Linked DNA regions of Homo sapiens: region 1 is linked to region 2. A link is a contact called in ENCODE Hi-C data. All regions are on one chromosome and are shown on one strand. Each heading gives the region's core, a stretch centred on a gene start or an enhancer-like site at or near the end of the contact. The rest is flanking DNA. Distances are from core to core; before and after follow the strand shown.

Region 1 (5,419 bases), core at 682-3,181, 5.3 Mb after region 2:
AGTTGCCCCAGGGAGATGTAGAAAATGGAGGTACCTGGGATCCTGACTTCTTTCTGACTCTCATTCAATCCTATTATCTCCTTTTCCTTGAAGTAAAAGGTTTAAGTTTCTACTGTCTTCTAAACAGCCCTGACAAATACAGTAGCACATAAAATGGAGAAACTGACCGTTCTTGAGCAAAAGCAGGAAGAAGGGGATGGCACATTCATACATGATCCTATAAAAATTAATCTGGCAGTGTATGTGACCCAGACTGGAAAAATACAAAGAATCAGGGCCCTAGATACCAGTCAAGGAATCACCAGACAGTACACAAGAGAGGCAGTGGGAATAGAGAAGAAATGAGGGATATTAACTTGAAAAATATAAAATCCCTGACATTTGAACTTTCTGAACTACCAAAATATCCAGAAGAGATATTCTGGATATAAAGATAAAACTATGTGACTGGTTGGAAAAGAAAACAGGTGGAAGATGACCAGATGCCCAGCATAGGTGACTGAAGAATGGAGCTGCCCTTAACCAAAAAAAAAAAAGCAGGAGAAAGAGCAGACTTTTCTCTACTTAAGTTATGCCTCCTCCCTTCCACCACCCCAGCTGGGCGAATGGGGCTTTGGCCAGGCTGAATTTGAAGTGTCCCAAAAGAACTAGGTTGGAGAAACCCACCCAATACTTGGAAAAAGATACCGTTCACACTGTGTGTGAATGATCTGGAAATTATTCACACAAAGGGTGTAGAACAAGGATTCTCAAACTTGTGTGCACCAAAATTATTTGGGAAGCTTGTCAAATACACATATCCCTTGAGCTCCTCCCCGGGAGAATCCCATTCCCTAGATCTGGGGTGGTGCCCAGAAACTGACATTTTAACAAGCACCCCAAAATGATTCTGATGAAAGTAGTCCATGCTAGTAAAGCTAGAAGAGAACAAAGAACACACCTGGCCACGGCATTTCCCAACCTGGGCTCTGCACTCAATACCCCACGGTGGTTTAAAAAGGTGTAGATGTCTGGTCCTCAGTGTTGTCAAAATGTGGACAGGAACGAACCTGAAGGGGTGATTCCCGAGCCACACCTCAGGCCGAAGGAATGGGAATCTCTAAAACGCTAAGAAATCTACATTTTTAACAAGCGCCCATAGGGAGCAGAGATGGCTGCATAGTTATTCATAAAAAAATTTTTCATCGGTTTAAACCTGTCAACTTGAAAGAATAAAAATTCCAACATTACAAAGTGATGAAGAAATTATTTCCCTATAAATAAATCTTGGAGGCGTGGAAATCAATGGCTTGCACTATTTTGCCAGGCGTTTAAAAGCCTGCACAGGACAATGGAGCAATGGAGCCCACGATAAAAGCAAGGGAGAAAACAACACCTCCCGGCCCGTGGAAGCCTAGGAGGAGGAACCTAGAAAGACTAGCGGTACCAGCTAAGGGGGCTCTCAAGGTGGTGGATGTGCCAGAGGCTGCTTGGCAAAAGAAAAAAAACGGTTTTACCAACACCCTTCACCCCAACCCACCCGAGGGGCCCCTCAGGAGACAGACCACCAGAGACTCCAAGGTCGGAGACCTTCCCGGCGCTCCAGGAAACGCGGACTCGCCCCGAAAGCCGGGGCCCGAGCGTCCGGGGCCCGCGCCATGCCCTCCCCGGGACCCCCGGTCCGAGCTCGCCCCTTCCGCGCACTCCTCGGCTGTCCCACCTCCCCGCCCGACTCCCCGAGCCCGGCCTCGCCCCCGACTCCTCCCCAATCCCGCGGCAAAGCTTCGCGGACCGGCCTCCACACTGACGGTCTCCCAACCTGGTCCTCAGCTCCGGCGGAACGGGCCCGCTCGGCTGCAGGCGATGTCAGAGGACGGGGAAGCAAGAGACGGCGACTGCAAGCGCGTCGCCCTCACCACACCCGGCGGCCATATTCTTCCCTCTCCGCGAACTGACAGATCACGTGCCCTGGGTAGGGGAGGGACTCCGGGTTGCCACGCCCCCTGGGCGTGGAGGGGAGGGGCGGGGCGGGGCGTAGAGCAGGCGGGGCTGGAGGGGCCGCGGGGCGGGGACACCCAGGACAAGCGCCCCAGGCAAGGTTTTTCAGTGTCAATGTCACTCTTATTACAGTTAATTTATTATCCCTATTTTCCATTATAATCAAGCTTATTCAGAGAAATAAACATCAATTATATCTTCAGAAGAAACTGCACATACATAAGAAATGAAAGCCCGCTCAGCAGCCTTCTTCCGGATCCAGGAGCGAGACCTCTGCCTTTCGCGGGGCCTGTAGTTCACACTCCTTCCAGGTCTCCCAGCACCTCCCCTCACCTCCTTCAGCCTCCACATTCCTAGGCCTTGCTGCCAACAAGCGTCAATCTTGATTTTTGAAAAGGTCCAAGGATGATTACGACGTGCGTAGGTTGCGAACCATCGAAAAGCACCCACCAATGTGTCAACCTGGCAACTCAGGAAAAAGCCAATAAGGAGCCTGACTTCATCAGAAGTTGGTGCGGGGTGGGGACAATGGCTCACTCCTGTAATCCCAGCATTTTGGGAGGCCAAGACGGAGGATCACTTGAGCTCAGGAGTTTGAAACCAGCCTGGGCAACATGGAGAGACCTCTTCTCTACAAAAAAAAAAAAAAAAAAAAAAAATACAAAAATACAAAACTTAGCCAGGCGTGGTGTTGCACACCTGTAGTCCCAGCCACTTAGGAGACAGAGGTGAGAGGATCACTTGAGCCCAGGAGTTCGAGGCTGCAGTGAGCTGAGATCACACCACTGCACTTCAGCCAGGGCAACAGGGCAAGATCCTATCTCCAAACAAACAAACAAACAAACAAAAACGGAAGTTGGTGTGCCCCTCATGAAACAAGGAGCGAACACCCCAACGTGTACAGTGGAGTCCTAAATGGTGTGATTTCTTCGATAATGACTTGCTAAGGCCAGCCACTGTTGTAAACAGGGCAGGGTGGGTCAGGCGTTGGGGGTTAGAAGTATGGTAGGTGTATTAGCCCGTTTTCACACTGCTATAAAGAACCACCTGAGACAGGGTAATTTATAAAGAAAAGAGGTTTAATTGACTCACAGTTCTGCATGGCTGGAGAAGCCTCAGGAAACTTAAAATCATGGCGGAAAGGGAAGCAAACACGTCCTTCGTCACATGGCTGCAGGAAGAGAGGTGCCCAGCAAAAGGGTCAAAAGCCCCTTTTACATCCAACAGATCTCGTGAGAATTCACTCACTATCACGAGAACAGCACGGGGGAAACCGCTGACGTGATCCAATCACCCCCGACCAAGTCCCTCCCTTGACACGTGGGGATTATGGGGAATACAATTCGAGATGAGATTTGGGTGGGGTCACAGAGCCAAACCATATCAGTAGGATATAAGGATGAAGCCAACCTTAGAGTAGGGGAGAAGACAAGGAAACAGGTTAAATGTGCGTTATTTAGCACAGCCTTTCTGAGTCCTGACCATGTCCTAGGCACAGTGCAGTAAGGAGGTAAGCACAGAGGATGGAGTTACCAACTCTGCTTGGGGTCCACTAGGAAGGTTCACAAAAGAAGGGACCCCCCCCCCCCGCACCTCCAGCTGTATCTGAAGTATAGTTTGTCCATCACATCAGTTGGATGGGGCTAGGAAGAATGTCCAGGTCGGGGAACAACACTTTGGAAAAGAATAGAGATGAGAAGGAGGGTGGCCCAAAGTTCCAGGAACTGTCAATATTTGCCAGCCTTGGGGCTGGGGTGGCAGCATGGGAGGGGGCAGTAGATGGAGCAGGGGTCAGCCTCTGAAGGGCCTTGAGTGTTAAGTACCATTTGGGAATTTGTTCTAGGGAAATAGAAGGCCACTGAAGGGATTAGAAGAGTATCAAATTTGTCCTATGGAAATAGAAGGCTGCCTCCCCCAGCATCCACTACCCTTCCCACCACCCCCCAACCCCATCTTTCCTCAGCCTCCAGCTGTTTCCCTCAATCCCCTCCATCCTCCTCTTATCCTCTCACTGCTTCCTCCACCCTCTGCCCCCACATCCTCCCCCAACTCTCCCCACACCCCTCTTCCTCCCATCCCCCCCTCTGTCCTCCCGTCTTCCTCCAGCCACCCAAGCCTCTCCAATCCTCCCACCACTTCCCCTAGTCCTCCTTCTGTCCTCCCTCATCCTCTTCCCTCCCTCTCTTGGTAGCACAGTTTAGCACTCCCTCCTGGAAATATTTCTTTTTTTTTTTTTTGGAGACAGAGTCTCGTTCTGTTGCCCAGGCTGGAGTGCAGTGGTGCGATCTCAACTCACTGCAAGCTCTACCTCCCGGATTCACGCCATTCTCCTGCCTCAGCCTCCCGAGTAGCTGGGACTACAGGCGCCCGCCACCGCGGTCGGTTAATTTTTTGTATATTTAGTAGAGACGGGGTTTCATCGTGTTAGCCAGGATGGTCTCGATCTCCTGACCTCATGATCCGCCCGCCTCAGCCTCCCAAAGTGCTGGGATTACAGGCGTGAGCCACCGCGCCCGGCCCCCTCCTGGAAATATTTCTTCTCCTGGGCTTCTATCCCATTCTTCTGGCAGCTCCTTCTCAGATTCCACCTCCCATGAATTGTTGGGGTTGCAGAGTTCTGTCCCCACTGGACTCACCCATACCCCTCCCACCCACCCTTGCTCCTGCGTCACTAGTTTCAGAGACCTGGCTCCAACCCTAACCACCAAAACCGGAAGTTGGAAGTCATCTTCCCCCTGATTAAATGGTCAGTTAATCAGCCCATCACCTGACTGTAGCCACTTTCATCCCAGTGATCTGTTTAAAGGCCTCAGAGCTCCCAACCGGGACTATCCGAATACCCCCAGCAACTCTCCCTGCTAACCCAGTAGCCCTGCTAACCATTTCTCCACAAGCTTGCCAGCTAATGCCACTTCTTTCATTAAACTCTTCAGTGGCCTTCTGTTTCCCCAGAACAAATTCCCAAATGGTACTTAACACTCGAGGCTCTTCAGAGGCTGGCCCTGCTCTGTTTCCTGCCCCCTCCCACGCTGCTACTCCCACCCCAAGGCTGGTAAATATTGACAGTTCCTGGAACTTTGAGCCGTGCTCCTTCTCATCTCCATTCTTTTCCAAAGTGATGTTCTCCAACCTGGACATTCTTCCTAGCCTCATCCAACCGAATGTGATGGGCAAATTCTATTTAAGATACAGCAGAGGGGGTCACCTCTTTTGTGAACCTTCCTAGTGGACCCCCACAGAGTTGGCCATTTCATTCTCCGTGCTTATCTTCGTACTGCACAGTGCCTGGGACAGTGTCAGGACTCAGAAAGGCTGTGTTAAAGAAGGCACATTTAATCTCTGTCCTTGTTCTCTCCCCGACTCTAAGGTCGACTTCATCCTTATATCCCACCATACCTCCGACACCCCCTCCTCCACCCCGCCCTGTTTACAAGAGTGGCTG
Region 2 (5,197 bases), core at 532-3,031:
GAGCAAAAAAAAAAAAGAAAGGAAGAATATAAAAACACACAGGACATTAAAACCACAGAGTAAACATGATTTAATTTTGATAGCCCTGACTCAGAGCAGAACTAGACGGTAGGAAAAACTATGTTTGAGCCCATGTAATAATCTAAAAGATGTCTATTAAAATAAATCTTATTTTATTCTTTGAATACATTAAGAAGCTGACCTGTAATCTCACTCTTGTTCTTGTTCTTAAAACCGTCAAATGCACAATGAAACTCCCCAAGTGTATTAATTTGAACCCTCTGGTTGTTTGGATTGTGGATAAACATAATAAGTCAAAATTTATTCTCCTCTCATTAATGGAAAACTATAAACCACTTGATTGCTTTGAAGAAGTACCCTCCAGCAAGGTAAGTGTTAAACCTTATCCTAGGAAAAGACAAATACTATGTAAACATTAACATGCATGCCCTGTTTCGCACTGGTATGCCAATTGTCACTTCCCTCTTCTGTTATTTAGGATAGAACAAGATGATATCCAAATAGATTATGCTGGAATATTCTATAATCCTTTCCCAAGGGAAAAAGTGTGGTGTCCAGGTAACCCTGTGTATTTCATTTAAATCACATGAATGAAGATTAGATCCAGTCACCCCTCAGCCTATCCCTGAGGCCTACCCTGGCCCTCTCTTTTGCAGTAAACCTTTGTTACTGCAAAACCATTTGCAAATAAACAAGGTGAGCGGATCTGGACTGGTGCTGTGCAAGCAACGGGACACCGGTGCAAAGCCTAGCCCCGCCTTGCAAAGCTAGCGTTACAGAGGCAGGGCTGACACCGGGCCCAGCCGGGACCCAAGCCAGCTCCACCGCCCACTGGAGACGCCCCCACCCCACCACCGAGCGCTACCCCCCGGGGATCCCCGACAGACCGCGGCAGGACCCCGCCTCGATCTGCTGGCGCCCGGTCCCTCCCCCAGGACACTTTCAAGCGGAGTCCCCCTTCCTCCGATAGAAGAAACCCCTGGGCCTTTGACCGAGGTTAGCCAGGCAGGCAGGGCGTCGGACAAGCCCAACGAGCCCACGAACTCGCAGCCCGCCTCCGGCGAATCTTGCAGCCCTGCCGGCCGACCCTTCAGGTCGCTGCCAATCCCGGAGCTGCGCGTGCGCAGCGAGTCCCGGCTGCGAGGCCCCTGACTCGCCAACTCTGCTGCTGAGCATGCGCAGCACACCCCAGGCAACAGAAACGGACCGCCGACCCCCACCAGCCCCGCTGCTGAGCATGCGCAGCCCACCCCAGGCGCCGGAAGCCGACCGCCAACCCCGTAAACTTCGCTGCTGAGCATGCGCAGCACACCACAGGCGCTGGGGGCTGACCGCCGACCCCTCAACGCCGCTGCTGAGCATGCGCAGCACACCCAGGCGCCGCGCAGGAGGCCCTGACCACCCAGCCCCACTGCTGAGCATGCGCAGCCCACCCCAGGCACCGGGAGCCGCCACGAACCCCCAAATCCCGCTGCTGAGCATGCGCAGCATGCCGCGGCTCCCAGGCCGCTGCCCGGCACCTGGAGGAGGCTGGGCTGTGCGCGGCGTTTGGGGGTCGGCGTCGCCCGCACGCTCTGCGAGGCTTGGGCTCGCGTACCTTCCAGTAGAGCACCCCGAGCCGCCGCAGCTGCTCCAGGCCCACTGGGCGGCCGGGGTCGGGGCGGTGGGGTTGCCGCGGGTCGCCCGGGGCGTCGTCCATATACCAGGCCTGCACCATGACGCGCAGTGCGGGTGCCGTGTTCGAACCCAGGGGCCGCGCTCGGAGCCCGTCGGCCGCGCTTTATCTTATAGGGAGGCGTGGACGCGCATGGGAGCCGGGATTGGGCGGCTGGTTGGAGGCAGGGCCGGCGCGGGGGAGGCCCCACGGCTCCGCTGTTTTCGGAAGCAAAGGCATTCAAGCCCCGACCCTGTCCTGGGCACCCTCGGACCTGCCTGAGGCCCGCGGCCCGGGGCCAGCCGTTCGCCAGACGCGCCGGGCAGGTGAAGCTCACCGTAGGCATCGCACGTGCCTTGTGTGTGCTGCCGCGGTCTCCCTGCACCTTCAGAGCAATCTTGTGAGGCAAACGACGTTAAACGTGTTTAGAGTATGGAAAGCAAATGCAAAAAAAAAAAAAAAAGAATAAGGATTTTGTTAAGCTCATGCAGTCCATATGGGCACAGTTGAGACTTCACAGCTCGGATCCCAGGTGAGACATTGTCCTCCACCTCCCCGCTCGCCAGACTTTTGCAGTGTCGGCATTCTGCAGTGCTACCCTGTACTTTTTAAACTTCCTCTTGTTTCCTCTTTTCATCGTTTCTCCCTTCCCCATACACTGTAATGTGCTAGTCTTAGAATAAAAACAAGCTTCCCCTATCCCATTCTGAATTTTTCAATGTAGCTAATAAAGTCCAGCCGCTTGACCATCCTAGATGTCTTTTCAAACCAACGAGTTGAAAAAGATCAGATTATCTCAGCCATTCCCTCAGTCTCTTTAACAAATAACGATAAAGCAGACAGGATTTAAATGAGACTGCTGTAAGAGCACAACCCCAATGCATGCAATTGACTCTTGAACTTCCAGAAATATTGCAAGAAAAATACACACTTATTTCATTTCTGTTCCCTTGCTCTAATGGCTTTGCAAATACATCCTCCTTAGAGAGCCTACCTCTCCACCTCTTCACTTGACCAGTTACTACTCATCCTTCAAGAACACACCTTAGACGCCATTGCCCATTTTTCTGCAGCACTCATGACAAACCTTCATGCAAGAATCTAATGGCAATCTCGCACCTCGCATTTTCTCCTTAAGCCACTGCAATAAGGCTTCGCTTCTCACCACTGGGGAACTGCTAATGACTGCCATATTGCCAGATCCAATCATGGCACTTCTGTTCTTACCAGCAACATTCGTCACAGTTGCCCACGCCCTTCTTGAAACATTTTCTCATTTTCCTTCATGAGGGCATCTTGGCTGCTCCTTCCCAGGCCCCTCCTAGCTCCTGCTCCTCTAACCACTGGTTAGTGGAGCGTTCCAGACTCTCCTCGTCCTGTTCCTATCCACTCACTCCAGGCGACTTTCCATGCTGTGCTGCCGGCTCCTGCAGCCACATCTCCAACCTGGACCTCATTCCAGAACCTCAGGCTTGAGTATCCAGTTGGTGTTGTCACATACATGGCTAATCAGTGTGTCAAACCTAACATGGCCAAAACAACTGATTCCCCACACACACCCCCAAACATGCTTCTCCCTAACCTTTCCCGTCTCAGTGAACGGCAGCACTGACTGCCCAGTGGCTTAATAAAAAAATCTAGGTGTACTCTCAGTTTTGCTTTTCCTCACCCTCAAGATCCAATCCAATCTATCAGCAAGTCATGTTGCTTTGACCTTCGAAACACACCGCAAATCCATTCACTTCTCTCCAGCCCAACTCTTTCTGCAGTCTTTTCTTGCCTGATGGAATTGACTACTGAAATTCCCCCTCCTCACACCGCTTCCATTTTTGCCCCAGTGCAATCCATTCTATGCACAGCACCCAGAGTGACCTTTTAAAAATAGGAGCCAGATGCCAGGCACTGTGGCTCACGCCTGTAATTCCAGCACTTCGGGAGCCCAAAGAGGGTAGATCACTTGACCAGCCGAGGCAACATGGTGAAACCCCGTCTCTACTAAAAGTACAAAAATTAGCTGGCCGTGGTGGTTTGCACCGCTAGTCCCAGCTACTCTGCAGGCTGAGACAGGAGGATTGCTTGAGCCTGGGAGTCTGAAGTTGCAGTGAGTTGAGATTGTACCACTGCACTGTAGCCTGGGTGACAGAGCAAGACTCTGTCTCAAAAAACAAACAAACAAAAAAACATGGAATCCAGTCAAGCCCCTTTTCTGCTTCAACCCTCCTTTCTATAGCCTCGGCCTGACCACCTCACAGCCCATCGCCCTCCTTTCTTGTTCTCTGTCCTCCAGATACTTTGGCCTTTCAGTGTATTTGAGTCATATGCTCCTCCTTCCTTTGGGCCCTTCACCCATGCAGTTTTTCCACTGAAAATGCTCTTCCTTCCTCCAAGTACTTTTCTCCTATACAAAATTCTAATTTCAGCTTAACTATCCCTTTCGTAGAGAAGCCTTCTCTGACCACTCCCTAGACAACTAGATGGGCTCTCCGTGTGAAACACTGCCATGGTGCTAGCTTAGAGTTTGTAAGGACATGTTGACTTGATGTCTTTTCACCAAAGGACTGACCACTCCATGTGTTGTTTGGTACTTGCTGAATGAATGGATTTGTCTGTATTGCTGAGTGCCGCATATACCTTGAGGTCAGAGAATGTGTCTTATTAGTCCTTCAGTGCTTGGTACATAGTAGACAATTTTTTTAAAAGTTTGTTGAATGAAGGGATAGGATGAGGAACACTCCAAATAGTCTTTACTGTCTTACTGTAACTGCACTCCTATCTCATATCTAATGCTTCTCATTTACTAGAAAATAGTAGTACTAGGCTGGGTGCTGTGGCTCATGCCTGTAATCCCAACACTTTGGGAGGCCAAGGTGGGAGGATCACTTGAGGCCAGGAGTTCCAGATCAGCCTGGGCAATACAGCAAGACCCCATCTCTACAAAAAATATTTTTATTAAAAAGAAAATAGTAATTGTGACAATAATAATAGTAGTGTGTGCTGGGTAACATTTTAAAGATTTGATGCATATTATTATTTTTACTCCTCATGATTACACTGTGAAGTTGGTATGACTTATTATCCACATTTTAAAGATGAGACATGGGAGGCTGAGGCAGGAGGACTGCTTGAGCCCAGGAGTTTGAGACCAGTCTGGGCAACACAGCAAGACCCCATATCACTTAAAAACAAATGAGACAACTAGGACACAAACAGGTGAAGTAACTTATGGTCACACAACCAGAAGTGACAAAGCTGGTATTTGAGCTTGGGGAGCCCAGCCCAACAGCCTGTACACATAACTGCTAAAATCGAGTACAAGAAGTAATGATGTGGGTTTCATCCCATCGTAGAATAAACTTCATCTTGAAATTGGAAGAGTGCTTCCGGTTCCCCTCCCACCCCCAGGCTGCGGCAGCCCCACACCATTATGTATCTACCATTTGTCAGCCTCTGTCTTCAGTAGCTGTTCCTTTTTTCCTATTAGGTATGGGGGAAACAGTTTTATGCCATAAAAAACATACTTTA

The links. Hi-C counts contacts between places; a loop is a spot of excess contacts on that map. Pooled maps may share reads with other maps.
Region 1: a pooled map shows a loop between it and region 2 (22-fold over the local background). The contact joins the promoter of KIDINS220 here to the promoter of ADI1 in region 2. A Hi-C loop is called at or near these places in 5 of 50 pooled maps.

The regions. Positions count from the first base shown.
Region 1 is chr2:8,835,682-8,841,100 of GRCh38, forward strand. KIDINS220 (kinase D interacting substrate 220) reads right to left here and starts at 1,932. Exons shown (of 30, transcript NM_020738.4): 1 at 1,799-1,932. RefSeq lists silencers at 1,989-2,048, 2,059-2,108.
Region 2 is chr2:3,517,750-3,522,946 of GRCh38, forward strand. ADI1 (acireductone dioxygenase 1) reads right to left here and starts at 1,782. Exons shown (of 4, transcript NM_018269.4): 1 at 1,619-1,782. The coding sequence starts at 1,738. LOC124907725 (a long non-coding RNA gene) reads left to right here and starts at 1,797. Exons shown (of 2, transcript XR_007086195.1): 1 at 1,797-2,207; 2 at 5,157-5,197. RefSeq lists silencers at 689-888, 1,369-1,428, 1,509-1,828, 1,899-2,028 and enhancers at 1,448-1,969, 1,970-2,490.